Linked DNA regions of Homo sapiens: region 2 is linked to region 1. A link is a contact called in ENCODE Hi-C or POLR2A ChIA-PET data. All regions are on one chromosome and are shown on one strand. Each heading gives the region's core, a stretch centred on a gene start or an enhancer-like site at or near the end of the contact. The rest is flanking DNA. Distances are from core to core; before and after follow the strand shown. Region 1 holds the start of MIR22HG (MIR22 host gene). Region 2 holds the start of CYB5D2 (cytochrome b5 domain containing 2).

Region 1 (2,761 bases), core at 80-2,579:
GGCGGGTCCGTGCTGACACTCAGTCCAAGGGCATGGCCCACGCCAGGCTGAGGGGCCAAGGCGGTCTTGCCTTGGAATTTCTATACTCAGAGGGTAAGAAAGATTGGGGGATACGGGGTGCGGTTCAAATTCCGAAACCCTCTTGGGAGGCATGAACTTTGTGTATCTTCCTTCCCCTGGGTGACCAGTCCAACTCCGTCCGACCTTCCTCTGTCTGAGATAGCTCTGTTCAACCCAGAGGACTCAGCAGCTGCTGAGAGTCTGTGCCAAGCAGGTGCCCTTGGCTGCAGGGCGGGGTGGGCCCAGGGCACTGACCCTCTGACCAGCTGCTCCATCAACCCTCTGGCACTCTGACAGCTCCTAGCCCAATCTGACAGCCAGGATGACAGGCCAAAGGAGTTGGAGGCTGGAACCAGGGCCGGAGGGAGGTGGGGGTGACAGCCTCGCCGGAGGCCATGGGGAGGGGCCAAGAGTTGGCCGAGAGGTGGGGAGAGAGGCAGCCCAGTGATGACTAACCCAGGCGCCCCACCCAGCCAGCCGGCTTCCCAGGCAGTCAGGGCCAGGCCTGGGCTAGGGGCCTCACAATCGGACAGGCTGGGGGGAGGTGCAGAGGTGACCTTCTCTCGGCCCAAGACGGCCAGTTAGTCTGGGGAGCGGGGGTTAGAGTTTCCAGGCCCTCCTCTTGCCCTCTTCCCCCCGCCCAACCACGGTGAAACCCTAACCTTTGGGTTGCATAAGGCCCCGGCACCGCCGCCCCCTACTCCTCTCCCCTCCCCCCTTACATAACATCCCCTGGAGAGAACGAGAGGAGGGGCCGGCCCGCCCAGCGACCCCTTCCCTGCCAGGGCGCTGAACTGGCCCTGACCCAGTGAACGCCGGCAGAGGCAAAGCACCTCCTCGCCGCCCGCTCGGGGGGTCCAGACCCTCCCCAGGCTAGATGGCCGGCCCCTGTATCCTCAGACCGGGGGCCGCCGGGTGAGCCGCCCCCGGCCCTCCGGCCCCTCGGCTCTCCCCCCGCCCCCCGCCACTCCGCCAGCCCTTCCGCCACGACTCCCGTCCCAGACTCTTTCCTCGTAGCTCCTGACACACTAACCCGGCCAGTCCAGGCCCCTCTCCCCGAGGCGCCCCTGCCCCCGCCGCCCCTTCTCCTCCCGGAAGGGCTGGGTGTGGCCGCCCGGACCCCACTTTCACCCTCCATCCCGTTACCGCGGCTCCCCGCTGCGTGACCGGGTCGCCAGCTCACACCCACCTGGTGCTGGGTGTGGGGGTTGCTGCACGAGGGGGAGCAAATCACTGCGTCCGCTCCCCACGGCCGGCGGCGCTGTCTCTTCTCGGCACCCAGCACACACCGGCTCCAGGCTCCGATCAGCTGGCGGCGTCGTGACGCACGAGCTGCGAATGCACGGCCCGGGGCCAATCACCGCCCACTGCTGGGCAACGTGGCCCCGCCCACCCGGGGGCCGACGGGGCCTCGCCCTGGTCCCGCCTCTCCGGGCGCCCTGGCTCTGATTGGCAAGGAGGCCACCCTTTTGCCGGGCGGAATTGCACGAAGCCACGCCCACCCACTGAGGAGCCGGCCAATAGACGGACAGGTGTGGCCCAGCCCTCCGCGTCAGCGACCCGCTTAGAAAAGCGCTACGTCAAACGAGAGTCCTAAAGAGCAGGCGAAAGCCACGGCGTCTGCGTTTGCAATGCATGCTGGTCCGTGTAGTTCTCAGCCTGACACCGTCGTTCCCAGAACCCAGCGCGCTCTGTGAGTTGGCATTTTTAAACTGAGCTCGGAATCCAGCCCGGGGAAGTCCTTAAAGGGCGACAGCCCCTCCTTGTTGGAGTCGTGAGTGCTTCTTTTAGACATTCCCCAAACTGACTCGCCGGCCTCTGCGGGACGCTATAGCTCTTTAAGGAAAGGTGGAGCGGACCAAGGAGCAGGAGTGGGCAGAGCGTCAGCCCCCAGGGCAGCAGAGACTGCCGTTGGAGAGCTCTCCAGGGTTTTTGGAGGAGGGAGGGTGCTCGCCTCGCCCAGCCCACTCCTCCTGGGGGCTCTTCCTAACCACAGGAGGCTTTTTTTCTTGGATGTCTCTTCCCAGTCCCAGAAGAGCCCCCAGAGCCTCCCAAGAGGTAGCTTTCTAACAAAAGATTCATAGCACAGTCCTCACCTTAGGGTAGAGGGAGGGCTTCTGGTCAGAAATTAGGGGATGGGCCATGCCAAAGTGCAAAGGGTCAGCAATCGCATCCTCTGATTAACCCCCATTCAGTCCCGCCCTCCAAAGCTCTTCACTGACTCAGGCCTACTTAGGGAAGAGATTCGAAGGTGGAGACCAATGAGCAGGCTGCTCCTTCCCCAGGGGCCAATCAGAGTCTAGATGAGCGGGGGATGGGCAAAAAGTGAAATGAACCCAGTGACTTGGCAAAAGCTGCTGGTCGGCGTTTTTAAAGGGGCAAGCCGGAGACCTGCCCTACCTTATCAATCCCCGCAAGTCCCCCAAAGAGGAACATGTGGACTGAAATCCATGCCTTTTCCTTCAGCTCCAAATAGGGGCTGAGGGTAACTAAGCAGGAATGATGAGGCTGGAGGGTGAGATCCTTCCTTCTGTTAAATACGCACTCCATCAGGTAATTGATAAGGTTCACTTGGAGCTCCAAAATTCTGAGCCTGCGTTCAGGACATTGCGCCTTTAAGGAAACTTCCTGCCTTGCGCCCCAGTAACAGCTGATTGTTGGAAAGTGTGACCTCTGGGGACGAATCAGCTGTTACCACATC
Region 2 (2,761 bases), core at 157-2,656, 2.4 Mb after region 1:
AGTCTTCTTAACTCGAAGTGAAGCGCCCAGTAAATAAACTCCCAAAATGCCTTCCAAGGAAAATATTTTGTTGCCAAATCAATTTGCTCTCTTAATGACTTAGCAGACATGATCTTGGTGATTATATGAAGAACTGCATAATTACAAGTATTCACAGGAAACCTGGTATTTGCCTATCAGTTTCGGATCCTATGAAGGTTTAAATGAGTCTAATATATGGTTCTTTAAGGATCTACAAACCAGTATGTATTTTAGAAAAGCTAGTTTTTGCATGAGGAGGATAGGTTTTAGAATGTGAGCCTTTCCAGCATGTTACTACTGTCTTTCCACACTTATTCGGCGCCCACACTGAATTGGGAAGGTGCTGTGTAAAAACCTGGACAGGACAATACAAAAAATGGTTCTCAGCGCCACTCCTCCTATCCTTACATCTCTTTTCTCTCCAAACTGTTCGAGAATCTGATAGAAGATCTCCAGAGTAGCGTCAATCAACTGCACAAAGGTCTGCATTACAACATACAGAGAGAGACATATGGGCTTGTCCAGCTCTTCAGAGCAAGGACGGCCTGATGCAGACTTTCCAGACCTCTAACATAGGTTAAAGAGAAACGAAGCAAACGCCTGGTGAAAAGCTGGAAACACCTCATATGGGTCCCCGCCTGGCCTCTCCAAAGCAAATGCCCACCTCTTCCTTCAGTCCCCTGGGGGCGACCGCCCTGCCCCATCCCCGCAGTCGCCTGCCGGCCCTGACCTCCTCGAACTGCTCGCTAGAGCAGCCGGCGCCGCGAGCCTCCAGCAGCTCCCGGAACTGCTCCAGAGTGACAGACTCTTCGCCGCGGCCCAGCCGCTCTTCCAGCCAGCGAAACAACGCGCCGCGATGCCTCGACACCAGCGACTCGCAGGGGGGTGTGGGCAGCAACGCTGCAGCAGCCTCTCGCAGCCTGGCCGGCTCCAGCAGCGCCGCGGCGGGTGGTAGCGCTGGAGCCGCGACGCCCGGGCCGGGGGTCGTGCCCGAGACCGCGGCCCAGTCCTGGTGTGGGCCCCAGCCCTCGCCACCGGCAGCTGCCGCTTCGTCTTCACTGCTGTGACTCGGAGCGTTCCCCATGGGGTCTCCGTCTTGGGCGCCTGGCTCTGCAGCCGCCGCCGCCGCCTCCCCGCCTCGACCTGTCAACCTCCGACAGCAGCTGGCGGGCGGGGACGCGGAGGAGACGACGGCGGCCCCTGCGGCTTCCGGCTTCCTGGCCGTCAAGCGACGACCGCTGTCGCAAAGGCGCCGTCACGTAGATAGGCGGCCTCTACCAACTCACGACAGCTAGGCGGGGAGCGCCGCCTCAAAGGGTGCAACCTTGATTTCCCAGAGGACGAGTCTGTCTCAGTATCTACGTCATTCCGTAGCCTCCGCTGCCGCCATCTTTGTTGGGGCTGACAACCTGCAAGCCAAGAAGTACGAGAAGGGCCAGGCGCGGTGGCTCACGCCTGTAATCCCAGCACTTTGGGAGGCCGAGACGGGTGGATCACCTGAGGTCAGGAGTTCGAGACCAGCCTGACCAACGTGGTGAAACCCTGTCTCTACTAAATACAAAATATTAGCCGGACGTGGGGGCGCGTGCCTGTAATCCCAGCTACTTGGGAGGCTGAGGCAGGAGAATCGCTTGAACCCGGGAGGCGGAGGTTGCAGTGAGCCGAGATTCCGCCAGTGCACTCCAGCCTGGACAACAAGAGCTAAAACTCTGTCTCAGAAAAAAAAAAAAAAAGTACCTGGAAAAAGTCGCAGACAGCGAGCTTTTCGCCAGTGCCAGGAATACAGATAAAACGAGAGAGACTAAGGGAGGGAGCGCGAGCACTAGCGCGCGAGAGAGAGAGCGAGAGCGCGCGCGCCGATGACGTCACGCTCGGCGTCTCGGCCATCTTAGCTGTAGATAGAGGCGGCAACCTCGGAAGTGCGGAGCGGGTGGGCCTATATAGATGTTGAGGTGCGGAGGCCGTGGGCTTTTGTTGGGCCTGGCTGTAGCCGCAGCAGCGGTAATGGCAGCACGGCTTATGGGCTGGTGGGGTCCCCGCGCTGGCTTTCGCCTTTTCATACCGGAGGAGCTGTCTCGCTACCGCGGCGGCCCAGGGGACCCGGGCCTGTACTTGGCGTTGCTCGGCCGTGTCTACGATGTGTCCTCCGGCCGGAGGCACTACGAGCCTGGGTCCCACTATAGCGGCTTCGCAGGTATCAGCGAGGCTGCTCACGCCTTTCTCTCCGCTGGCGCGAGCCAGTAGCCACCTGCGCGTCGTTCGTTGGTTCATTATTCATCTATTTCCCCCCCCATCCCCACCCCACATCCATCAAACCCGTGCGGTGGGCGGGACGAGCTGCATGCACTATCCTTCTAGGCTCTCTGGCTCTGGCGGGACTGTGGGCCAGCTCTGTCATCCACCACCGCCCTGCGTGACTTACATTGGAGAAACATGTCTTCTGTCTCTTGTTACCCATTACCCAGCGTCGGAAGCCCTAGGATACGGGCTGTGTGCCGGACTTTTGTGGGGGCTCTTAGGGCACAGATAAACGAGATCCCGCCCCGCCCCTACCCTCACAGTTTCCTTAATAATTCCAACCATCTCTTCATTATGCCCTGGTCCCAAATAATCTTTCTTCCCCCCACCCCTAAGCATAGTGTTTTCAAGGTTCATCCATGGTTTATGAGCATGCATCAATACTTTATTCCTTTATGGCCCGTCATATAGTACATTTGGTCTGAGTCATTCCTGCTTCTAG

What was found. A loop is a pair of places that touch in the nucleus more often than their neighbours do. ChIA-PET counts read pairs that join two places held with the same protein, here RNA polymerase II (POLR2A). Pooled maps may share reads with other maps.
Region 2: a loop to region 1 is called in a map of CD8-positive, alpha-beta T cell, with 11 times the contacts of the local background. The contact joins the promoter of CYB5D2 here to the promoter of MIR22HG in region 1. A Hi-C loop is called at or near these places in 1 of 168 maps with a recorded cell type or tissue (CD8-positive, alpha-beta T cell) and 9 of 50 pooled maps. POLR2A ChIA-PET finds 5 or more read pairs at or near these places in 2 of 52 experiments (CD4-positive, alpha-beta T cell and GM10248).

Annotation. Positions count from the first base shown.
Region 1 is chr17:1,714,881-1,717,641 of GRCh38, forward strand. It overlaps MIR22HG (MIR22 host gene), which reads right to left and starts at 1,330. Exons shown (of 3, transcript NR_028505.2): 1 at 1,250-1,330. It also overlaps a transcript of WDR81 not described here. RefSeq lists an enhancer at 1,477-2,118.
Region 2 is chr17:4,141,791-4,144,551 of GRCh38, forward strand. CYB5D2 (cytochrome b5 domain containing 2) reads left to right here and starts at 1,407. Exons shown (of 4, transcript NM_144611.4): 1 at 1,407-2,215. The coding sequence starts at 1,966. It overlaps ZZEF1 (zinc finger ZZ-type and EF-hand domain containing 1), which reads right to left and starts at 1,240. Exons shown (of 55, transcript NM_015113.4): 1 at 752-1,240. The coding sequence starts at 1,105. RefSeq lists a silencer at 966-1,135 and enhancers at 1,001-1,552, 1,216-1,525, 1,553-2,105, 1,676-2,255.